Regions from separate parts of the Homo sapiens genome. Here region 1 is linked to region 2. The links are chromatin contacts, found by Hi-C in ENCODE. All regions are on one chromosome and are shown on one strand. Each heading gives the region's core, a stretch centred on a gene start or an enhancer-like site at or near the end of the contact. The rest is flanking DNA. Distances are from core to core; before and after follow the strand shown.

Region 1 (5,287 bases), core at 970-3,469, 430 kb after region 2:
TGGGGATGCCAAGCCCCCATGTAGGCACAGAGGCGAGCAGGACCCAGGAGTCCGGCTCAGGCACTGCCCCCATCCCCCTGGGTGGCTGTGGCAGGAGCAGGGGCAGGTGTGAAGGTTGGAGGGTGAGCAGGGGAGGGGCTGGCTCTAAGGGGCTGCCAATGGCCAGGACAGCCCTGGCCTGGCCCTCACCGCAGTGGGGCTGAGACTGGACGTGCGTGGTTTCTGCCCAAGGGTCCTGATCCCTGGTCTGCCCAGGTCCTGGCGGTTTCTGAGGGGGTCCAGCCGCCTGAAGGTTCTCTCCCAATTGCTGCAGTACCCCTGCCCCCACTTCAGGAGGACCCAGACAGCCACTGTAGCTGTCCCCAACTCTCTCCCCAGGGCCGCCATGCCCACAGATGCTTTGGAGTGATGGGGGACGGTGCTGCTCAGGCCCAGGGTTTAAGTTCCCCCGAGGTCTGGGAGGCGTTCCTCCCTGGCAGGCAGCCAGCTCGGGGGAGGGATGGTCACTGGCGGGAGCGTTGGGCCTGGGCTGGCATCTGGCGGCCTCCTGGAGCAATGAACAGGCAAGCGAGGCCATAAGGCCTCAGTCTCATCTACAGAAAGCAGAGTCTACACTGGACCCATGTGGGGATCCCACCAGGCCTTGGAAGACAGCCCCACTGCAATGCCGGGGAGGGGTGGGGCAGCCGTGCTATACGTGGCCCAGCAGATGGGCAGGTCCCACAGGCACGACTCTCCTTTCCAGGCTGCCTTGCCGGCGGGGGGAGCCCGAAACAGCCCTTTGCAGCTCTGCACCAGGAGCAGGTTTTGCGGAACCCCCATGTAAGGCTTCCCCGGGGTGGGGTCCTCCCAGCCGTGGGCCTCAGGGTGACCGATCACAGGGAGAGTGGCTCCCTGCCCTGGGCACCCCCTGCGGTGGCCCCGACGACAGCTGAGGAGTGACCACAAGGTCTCTGCCCACAGTGCTCGGGGTGCGGTGTCTGGGCTGCGAAGTGGATCCCCCTTTCTTGGGCACTGCAGCAGCTTGGGGGGCTTTTTGGACGTGGATGTGCCTGGTCCTGGTTTTCCGAGGGCCTTTACAGTGGATGAGGAGGTGAACACAGGAGTCCTGAGAGCAAGCACCACCTCGGGCTTTGTTGTAGAAACAATGGCCCGGACCCCAGGCTGGAGCCGTGGCTTGGCCTCCTGGGTGTGTCTTGGCATCTGAAATGCAGGCTACCCACACCGGCTCACCTCCAGGGGTACAGGCAGGTCCCACAGGGAGAGCTTGGCGCTGAGCTGAGGCTGTCTGGGCTCCTCGCCTCCCAACCAGTCTGCAGTTACAGGGGCCAGTGGGGGGCGGGTGAGAAGGACGGGTTCCCTCAGGGGAGCCGGCCGGAGCCCGAGCCTTCCCCCTTCTCCAGGACGCAGGCCTGAGCAGCGGGGAGCCGCCCGAGAAGGAGCGGCGGCGCCTCAAAGAGAGTTTTGAGAACTACCGCAGGTAGGCGGGCGGCCCCCAGGCTTCTCCAAAACGGGCTGGGGAGCGGCAGCCGGGTCGCGCCTGAGACACCTGTCTTCACAGGAAGCGCGCCCTCAGGAAGATGCAGAAAGGATGGCGGCAGGGGGAGGAGGACCGGGAGAACACCACGGGCAGCGACAACACCGACACTGAGGGCTCCTAGCCGCAGCAGCGCAGGCCCCGACCAGGGCACACCCACCGGCCCGGCCTCCTGCCACCCGGGGGTGCCGACGCCCTGGGGCGCAGACTTCCCCGAGCCGTCGCTGACTTGGCCTGGAACGAGGAATCTGGTGCCCTGAAAGGCCCAGCCGGACTGCCGGGCATTGGGGCCGTTTGTTAAGCGGCACTCATTTTGCGGAGGCCATGCGGGTGCTCACCACCCCCATGCACACGCCATCTGTGTAACTTCAGGATCTGTTCTGTTTCACCATGTAACACACAATACATGCATGCATTGTATTAGTGTTAGAAAACACAGCTGCGTAAATAAACAGCACGGGTGACCCGCATTCCCGCTCGGACACTCGCGCGCAGCCCCGCGGCCGTCCCTCCTCGCTGCGGCCCGCGGTGTCCTCGGGGTGCGAGCTGCACGTGGACGCAGGGCCCCCTCAGGCCGCCAGGGGGCGGCATAGCGCAGCGCGCCCCCGACCCGGAAGACGGAAGCCCAAGAACGCCGCTTCCGCCCGGCGCCCACTTCCAAGATGGCGGCGGGGCGGGGCCGGGGCAGGGCGGACGGAGCCGGCGAGCGGGATGCTGCGGACTGCGCTGCGCGGCGCGCCGAGGTTGCTGAGTCGCGTGCAGCCCCGGGCGCCCTGCCTGAGGCGGCTGTGGGGCCGCGGGGCCCGTCCAGAGGTCGCGGGGAGGCGGCGGGCCTGGGCCTGGGGCTGGCGGCGCTCAAGCTCCGAGCAGGGGCCGGGGCCCGCGGCGGCTCTGGGGCGCGTGGAGGCGGCGCACTACCAGCTCGTCTACACCTGCAAGGTAGGCGCGCGGCGGGACGGAACCGGGGACAGACCCGTATCTGACGCTACACGGCCTGCGGGGAGAAGCGGCCCGCCGGGGATCCGGGAGGCGGCGTGGTCAAGTCACAGGAAGGAGTGGAGCCACCCCTTGGGGCTTCTGGGAGGGAGCGGAGGCGGACCATGAGGAGGGGTGGAGCCGTCCCTGGGGCGGGGCCTTCCCGGGAGAGGGCGAGGTTGGGGGTGGGTGGAGCTATCCCTCGGGGGCGGGGCCTTCTCTGGAGAGGGTGAGGTGGCTGGAGCTACCCCTAGAGGGGCGGGTCTTCCCGGGAGGGGCGTGGCGGCCCTCACAGCCTCACCAGCTACCCTGTCCCAGCCAGGTCTGCGGGACTAGGTCCTCCAAGCGCATCTCCAAGCTGGCCTATCACCAAGGCGTGGTCATTGTGACCTGCCCCGGCTGCCAGAACCACCATATCATCGCTGACAACCTGGGCTGGTTCTCGGACCTGAATGGGAAGAGGTGAGGCCTGTACCCCAGGGCTGGGCCAGAAGGCCACCCAGAAGTACCCTGGCCTCCCTGGGGGAACCTTGCCCTAGTGTTGAGGTTTATAGATCTCACCTGGGAAATCCAGCCACCTTATCAATACAAGACACACAGTTAAATGAGAATTTCCTATAAAGCCCAGATAGCTTTTGAGTTTAAGTATGCCCCAAGTAGGGGGTGCGTTTTTATTTGTTAAATTTTGCCAGCCCTGTGGCCCTGCCTCCCTGCCTCTGCCTGCCCTCTGCCATCACTGGCAGCCTTGTCCCTCTCTAGCGTGGAACTTTTTTGCCCTCTGCCATCTTGGGGTGGCTGGCCCACAGCAAGGCTTGGGGTGTGGACCAGGAGGTGTGGCCTGGGCCCTGGCTGCTGGGAGAGCAGTGGAGGTGGTGCCGGGAGCCTGGTCCGGGCCTTGCCTGGCCGGGAGGTCCTGGGCAGGACAGTAACAGCGACAGCAGGTCTGAGACCAGCATGCCAGGTGCTTGGTGGTACCTGGCCCTTGGAGCTGGGACTGTCCTCCCATCAGACCCGGGGCTGCAGATTCTTCCCTCTGGCACATAGGGGGCAGGAGCAGGAGACTGGGTTCCTGAGGCGGCGCATACCGGCAGAGACACAGGGCTGGTGAGGGCACACAGGCCAGCGTCTGAAGTGCCCGTGTGGCCTGATGCCACAGGAGTGCTGGGCCTGGTGCTTGCAGCTCTGGCCTGGCCATGGGGCGCCCTGAGGGGACTGAAGTGCAGGGCGGCTGGGGGGCCCTGAAGAGCCATGTTGCCTCCCTGCCCCCCAGAAATATCGAAGAGATCCTGACGGCCAGAGGCGAGCAGGTGCACCGTGTGGCGGGCGAGGGGGCCCTGGAACTGGTTCTGGAGGCTGCAGGGGCCCCCACATCCACTGCAGCTCCGGAAGCGGGTGAGGATGAGGGTCCCCCCAGCCCTGGCAAGACGGAGCCGAGCTGACTCCTGCGCTCCCCGGCACTGTGGGACTTCGGCCTTCCAGAAGGAGGTTTTGGCCCTGGGCCTCTCTGGACGTGGCCTGTTTTCTATCAATAAACAGACATTACTTCCAGATGCTGGGGCCTGTGGCCCTCGTGGCCTTTCTTTTTCTGGAGTTAGAACGATTGCTCTGAATCCCTGGTGCTGCTGGGTGGGACATAGGAGCCGCAGGACCTCTCGCCTCACCACAGTTCCTTCTACACAGAGTCACCCAGCTCTTGCCCACAGAGGCCACAGTCGCGTGGAAAGGGGGCTGGATGTGGCGTCAGAGCCCTTCCTGGCTGTCGCTGCGTGACTTTGAGCAGGTCACCACCCCTGTGAGCCTCAGCCTTCCTCTGCAAGGCCCTTGCCGCCCCCCTGGCCAGCTCTGGCGGCCTCCCTTCCGTGAGCCAGTGCAGACCTGAGCCCTGGTCCTCGGCCGCCGGCCGTCGGCGAAACAGTGAGCAAACCAGGCTGCCTGCTGGCCCAGGCAGGACGAGCAGCTATGGCGTGGCCGTGTGTTAGGAGCTCCAGACCCCTCCCGGGGGAGCCACCTGGGCCTCCTTCCCTCGGTGGACAGCGCTCTGGACGTCCCCAGGGCCCTCCGAGGTGTGTGGGGTTTGTCTCCCAGCCTTGTCTGTGCGCAGGATGTTCCCGTGTTTATGAAAGCGAGCAAACACAGCAGCCTGTTTATTTGCAGAAGCGTTCTGGGCAGCGTAACCTTCAGCATTCATCACCCGCCACACTCCGGCAGGGAAGAGAATGGGGCGAGGTGGGAGGTGGAGGCAGGACTGAGCACGACAGGGACCCAGTGCGGCCCCTCCCAGCGGGACACGGCCAGGACTGCCAGCTCACATCCGGCCCGTGGGAGGCCGGGGCGCGGCGGCATCGTTCCCAGTGTGCTTGTGGCGTGGGCTTTGCCTCGATTACCCCCTGTCCTTCTTTCAGCCAACAACCCTCTATTATTCCCACCCAGAGCCTTCTGTGCCATTTGTGGAAACTGTCCTCTTCTCGGCTGAGCCACCGGCACCCAGGCCTGCTCCTCCATGGAGGCACTGGCTGGGGGTCTCTTGGGGGCTTGGAAGTGCAGTGGGGCTGGGCTTGGCTTGGCTGCCTCACTGCCTCCAGAGGGCCTGGACCAGCATGTGGGGAGGTCCAGGGAGCCGTCTGGACCTGGAAGTGCAGAATTAGAGCAAGGAGAGCCGCTTGGGCCAACCCCTCCTCTTACGGATGGGGAGATGGCGGCTGGTAGTTGGGATGTGGACGTTACCATGTCTTTTCTGTCTGATGCCAGCACCTCTGGGCCCAGGCTGGCCCTGGA
Region 2 (5,487 bases), core at 485-2,984:
CCCAATACCCTAGAGGAGAAACACCACCCCAGGGAGAGCCCTTTCTGCTCCAACCTCCTGGGCAGGTCCCAGGTTGGGGCAGCAGCCATCTGCAGGTGTTTGTCAGGCCTGGCCACACATGCGGACAGAGGATACGACTGGGGTACCCTAGGGTGTGGGGAGGGTCGGCCTGGGGTCAGGGGGCATGAAGGCTGTGTTCCAGACTCCTCCTGCCCCCAATCCTCTGTGCCCCTGCTGGAGCTCTCCTAGCTTCTCTGATCTGTAAAAGGCAAAGAGAGACAAGCTCGAACCACATCCATCGTGGCTGGGCATCCCTGTGCCCATTTTATCATGGCAGAAACTGGGTTCCGTAACAAGGACAACGGGCAGTGGAGGCCAGGCCTGGGTCCAATGCGGGGCTTCTCAGTCCAGCCTCACTCCTCTCGGGTGCCCACGTGGCTGCTGTGGCCTTGCCACACCCTTCACTCTGCACCCTTCCTCTCAATCTCAGGGGCACCCCAGCCCCTCTTGGTTCTTTCTCCTCAAAGGGAGCTCTCCAAGATCTGTCTACTGCGCCCACCCCCAGCTCCAACCCATCTGGCAGTCACATGCTGAGGAGGCCGGGCCAGAGGGAGGGACCTTGTCTAGCCTATCGCATGGTGCACCCAGGCTTGGCTGCCCAAAACTCTGGGTGCTGGAGAGGTGGCATTCACTTCTCGCTAACCCCCAGGCTCTCTCACCTGTGCTCCTGTCTTTGGGGAGCTGCCCGGTCTCCAGGAAGAGCCAGAGGTTGTTGCATTTCTCCGACTCCACTCTCGTCACCCCGTAGCTGACCACAGAGCCTGCAACTGTGGAGCAGGAAATGGAAGAGGGCTGGGGCCTCTGTGCTTCCCAGGCTAAGAGAACCGGGCACAGGCTACTTCCTGACAGACGTGGTGGGTGGGCTCAGGTGGGGCTCCCGCCGAGACCTGGGGCTCCATGTCAGAGTCAGGGACGCAGAACCACAGCCCCAACCCTAGCAGAAACCCACCCCTCAAAGAGCCCAGGCAGGGGCCCTGGAGTACCCACCCACGGCCACTAGGAGGCTCCACTGCAAAGGGTATGGAAACTTCCTCTGAATGAACATCTGCAAGCCAAAGGCCATGCCGGTGCCTGCAAAGAGCCGAGGTCCCCATCAACCTGTACCCGGGGATAGCCAGGGCCCACCTTGCCAGGCCCCCAGCACCTGCGGGCAGGTGACTTGGCGCCCCCTGCTGGGGAGTCAGGGCAGGGCGGGAGGGTGCGTTCTCTCCCAGCCGCAGGACACCTGGACGCAGCCTACCTGTGACGAAGGTGAAAACGCCCTTCATGAAGGCGTGTGACTGGCATGCGGCATACTCCCCGAGTCCCTGGGGTGGCAGAGGCGGGTGAAGGCTCGATCCCCTGCCCTCTTCCTTCACCGCCTCTCCTGTCCCTCCTCTGGGCACACCCTGGCTGTGGAGGAGTGAGACCCTGGGCGCTTGGACACGTCCCACCTCCCCTATGCCCACCCGGACGCCCTGAGCCCCTTAGCAAGAGAGTGCCCCCAGCCTCCGCCACTCTTCCCTGACGAGGGCACCCCCACGCCCCGGCCCCCCGCCTCGCTCAGGTCAGCTTCTGGGGTTTGAGGCCCGCGTCCCAGACCGGCCTTCTCACCGGGTGCTTGGCAGCCACGGCGTCGTCCACCCGGGACAGACCCAAGTTCACCATGGTTGGCAGGGCTCGGGGAGCGGGCCTGCGCAGGCGCAGGCGGAAGGGCGGGACGGGAACCTGGGGGTGTGGCCCAGAGGACAGGCCTGCGCAGTTACGGACGGAGGGGCAGGGCCCGGATCTGGGGGCGAGGCCTAGGGACCGGCCCGCGCTGGAACAGGCGGAGGGGGCGGGGCCTAGGAGACGGCGCCTGAGGGCGGGTCCGCGCGGCAGCAGGCGGAGGGGGCGGGACCTGGGAGACGTGATCTGGGGGCGGGGCCTGAGAGACGGGACTTTGGAGACGCGACCTGGGGGCGGGGCCTGAGAGACAGGACCGGGGAGCGGGCCTGCGCAGGCGGAGGTGTCGGGTTCTAAGAGGCGGGTCCTGCCGGGTGCAGGCGGAGGGGCCAGGGCCTTGGATTGGGGGCGGAGCATGGATCGAGCCTGCTAGAGCGCAGGGGAGAGGGGTGGGGCCTGGGGCCTGGCCACGCCTCTAGGAGCTTGGGCCCTGTGACCTCCGGCGACGACTGGGCGGGGCGAAGGCGGGCACCGGGCGGGGCGTGGCTGAGAGCGTGCGCTCCTCCCCCCGGCCGGGCCTCATTCCCACACTTGCAGAGGCCTGATGATTGTCAGTGTTATTTTGCTTGAGGACTACAATCAGGGATTGAATTTCTCATAAGCCACCACGGAGTGGGGATGTATAAAATCACTGTTTAGCAAAGTGGTTCTGTAACCAGCAGCTTAGTAGCTGAGCCTCAAACTCCTTTTGTTTTGCATGACAAAGAGTCTTTACTTTCAAATAATTATCGATACACCAAGTAATAACATGTACAAGTTCTTGAATTCTATCATCTAGTAATTTTGATTAAGAGAAACTAAAATCAGCCCAAACAATTCCACTAGTATTCACTGGTGTAACCATTAGCAAGAACGGAGGACTTCAAGTCAGGCTGCTGCTTCACACAGGTTACAAATAACTATTTACTACTTTTTCATCGATAAAGTCCCTGATCTTCAAGAAAGTGCTAGGGAAAAAAATTAACCCCTTCCTTTCTTCAAAGAATTATTATGTGGTTTTTTTTTTTAAACTAGATCAAAGAAAGAAAAAGTCAACACTGATATACGTGTTGCTTGAGCCAAAAGGCATGGGAAAAAAGACAACATATAACCATTAAATTCCTAAGAAATATGAGGTAAAAAGATGAAATCTTGGCCAGGTGCGGTGGCTTACGCCTGTAATCCCAGCACCTTGGGAGGCCGAGGCAGGTGGATCACAAGGTCAGGAGTTAAATACTAGCCTGGCCAAGATGGTGAAACCCCGTCTCTACTAAAAATACAAAAATTAGCCGGGCGTGGTGGCAGGTGCCTATAATCCCAGGTACTGGGGAGGCTGAGGCAGGAGAATCACTTGAACCTGGGAGGTGGAGGTTGCAGGGAGCCAAGATCGTGCCACTGCACTCCAGCCTGGGCGACAGAGTGAGACTCTGTTTCAAAAAAAAAAAAAAGGCTGAAGTCTTTAGATAATTTATAAGTCTGTACAAAAAAGCTAGATTTGCTACTCTTCAAAATGTGGAAGGACCTACTCTATAATATATGGAAATAATTTAATGCCATTTGTGGGGAAAAGAGAGATCAGACTGTTACTGTGTCTGTGTAGAAAAAGGAAGACATAAGAAACTCCATTTTGATCTGTACTAAGAAAAATTATTCTGCTTTGAAATGCTGTTAATCTGTAACCTTAGCCCCAACCCTGTGCTCACAGGAACATGTGCTGTATTGACTCAAGGTTTAGGGGATTTAGGGCCGTGCAGGATGTGCCTTGTTAACAATGTGTTTGCAGGCAGTACGCTTGGTAAAAGTCATCACCATTCTCCATTCTCCATTAACCAGGGACACAGTGCACTGCGGAAAGCCGCAGGGACCTCTGCCCAAGAAAGCCTGCGTATTGTCCAGGTTTCCCCCCACTGAGACAGCCTGAGATATGGCCTCGTGGGAAGGGAAAGGCCTTACCGTCCCCCAGGCTGACAACCATAAAGGGTCTGTGCTGAGGAGGATTAGTGAAAGAGGGAGGCCTCTTTGCAGTTGAGATAAGAGGAAGGCATCTGTCTCCTGCTCGTCCCTGGGAATGGAATGTCTTGGTGTAAAACCCAACCGTACATTCTATTTACTGAGATAAGAGAAAACCGCCCTGTGGCTGGAGGTGAGACATGCTGGCGGCAATACTGCTCTTTACTGCACTGAGATGTTTGTGTAAAGTCAAACATAAACCTGGCCTACGTGCACATCCAGGCACAGCACCTTTCCTTAAACTTATTTATGACACAGAGTCCTTTGCTCATGTTTTCCTGCTGACCTTCTCCCCACCATTACCCTATAGTCCTGCCACATCCCCGTCGCCGAGATAGTAGAGCTAGTGATCAATAAATACTGAGGAAACTCAGAGACCAGTGCTGGCGTGGGTCCGCACTTGCTGAGCGCCGGTCCCCTGGGCCCACTTTTCTTCCTTTATACTTTGTGTCTTATTTCCTTTTCTCAGTCTCTCGTCTCCACCTTGTGAGAAATACCCACAGGTGTGGAGGGGCAGGCCCCCTTCATCTGGCACCCATCGTGGGTTCCGTTCTGTAAGGTGAAGATACGCTATGGTGTGATAGTTTAGGACAAAACGAGTACGTCCGTGGTCAGCTTCGCGGTAAGCTTGTGCACTCGGAGGAACCCAGGGTAACAATGGGACAAACTGAAAGTAAATATGCCTCTTATCTCAGCTTCATTAAAATTTTTTTAAGAAGAGGGGGAGTTAGAGCCTCTACAGAAAATCTAATTACACTATTTCAAACAATAGAACAATTCTGCCCATGGTTTCCAAAACAAGGAACTTTAGATCTAAAAGATTGGGAAAAAATTGGCAAAGAATTAAAGCAAGCAAATAGGGAAGGTAAAATCATCCCACTTACAGTATGGAATGATTGGGCCATTATTAAAGCAGCTTTAGAATCATTTCAAACAGGAGAAGATAGCGTTTCAGTTTCTGATGCCCCTGAAAGCTGTGTAATAGATTGTGAAGAAGAGGCAGGGACAGAATTCGAGAAAGGAACGGAAAGTTCACATTGTAAATATGTAGCAGAGTCTGTAATGCCTCGGTCAGCGCAAAATGTTGACTACAATCAATTACAGGAGGTAATATATTCTGGACCACTAAAATTGGGGGGAAAAGGTCCAGAATTATTGGGGCCATCAGAGTCTAAACCACGATGGCCATCAACTCCTCCTCCCGCGGTTCAGATGCCTGTAACATTACAACCTCAAATGCAGGTTAGACAAGTACAAACCCCAAGAGAATATCAAATAGAAAAGGAAAGAGTCTCTATCCCAGCAATGCCAATCCAGATGCAGTATCCACAATATCAGCTGGTAGAAAATAAGACCCAACTGCCGGTAGCCTATCAATACTGGCCGCCAGCCAAACTTCAGTATCGGCCGCCCCCAGAGTATCAGTATGGATGGCCAGGATGTTTCCAGCACCGCAGGGCAGGGCGCTATAGCCGCAGCCGCCCACTATGAGACGTAATCCTACAGCACCACCTAGTGGACAGGGTCGTGCATTACATAAAATTATTGAAAAGACAAAACAAGGGGATACTGACGCGTGGCAGACCCCGGTAATATTAGAACCCATACCACCTGGAAGAGGGGCCCAAGAGGGAGCGCCTCCCCGAGCTGATGCCAGAAATGGGTCCTTTTCTATGAAAATGCTAAAAGACATGAAAGAGGGAGTAAAACAGTATGGACCCAACTCCCCTTATA

What was found. A loop is a pair of places that touch in the nucleus more often than their neighbours do. Pooled maps may share reads with other maps.
Region 1: a loop to region 2 is called in a map of naive thymus-derived CD4-positive, alpha-beta T cell, with 30 times the contacts of the local background. The contact joins the promoter of DNLZ here to the promoter of TMEM141 in region 2. A Hi-C loop is called at or near these places in 2 of 168 maps with a recorded cell type or tissue (both naive thymus-derived CD4-positive, alpha-beta T cell), 5 of 37 single-sample maps with no recorded cell type and 16 of 50 pooled maps.

The regions. Positions count from the first base shown.
Region 1 is chr9:136,360,676-136,365,962 of GRCh38, reverse strand. It overlaps DNLZ (DNL-type zinc finger), which reads left to right and starts at 2,219. Exons shown (of 3, transcript NM_001080849.3): 1 at 2,219-2,476; 2 at 2,835-2,974; 3 at 3,783-5,287. The coding sequence starts at 2,249. The coding sequence ends at 3,951. It overlaps CARD9 (caspase recruitment domain family member 9), which reads left to right. Exons shown (of 13, transcript NM_052813.5): 11 at 746-822; 12 at 1,404-1,480; 13 at 1,562-2,007. The coding sequence ends at 1,661. It overlaps LOC124902309 (a long non-coding RNA gene), which reads right to left and starts at 2,594. Exons shown (of 2, transcript XR_007061863.1): 1 at 2,511-2,594. RefSeq lists enhancers at 1-751, 752-1,642 and silencers at 1,854-1,953, 1,984-2,483, 2,584-2,863.
Region 2 is chr9:136,787,591-136,793,077 of GRCh38, reverse strand. It overlaps TMEM141 (transmembrane protein 141), which reads right to left and starts at 1,734. Exons shown (of 5, transcript NM_032928.4): 1 at 1,654-1,734; 2 at 1,301-1,367; 3 at 1,048-1,131; 4 at 720-827; 5 at 1-259. The coding sequence starts at 1,707. The coding sequence ends at 246. RefSeq lists a silencer at 1,308-2,347, an enhancer at 5,009-5,168 and a cis regulatory region at 5,076-5,375.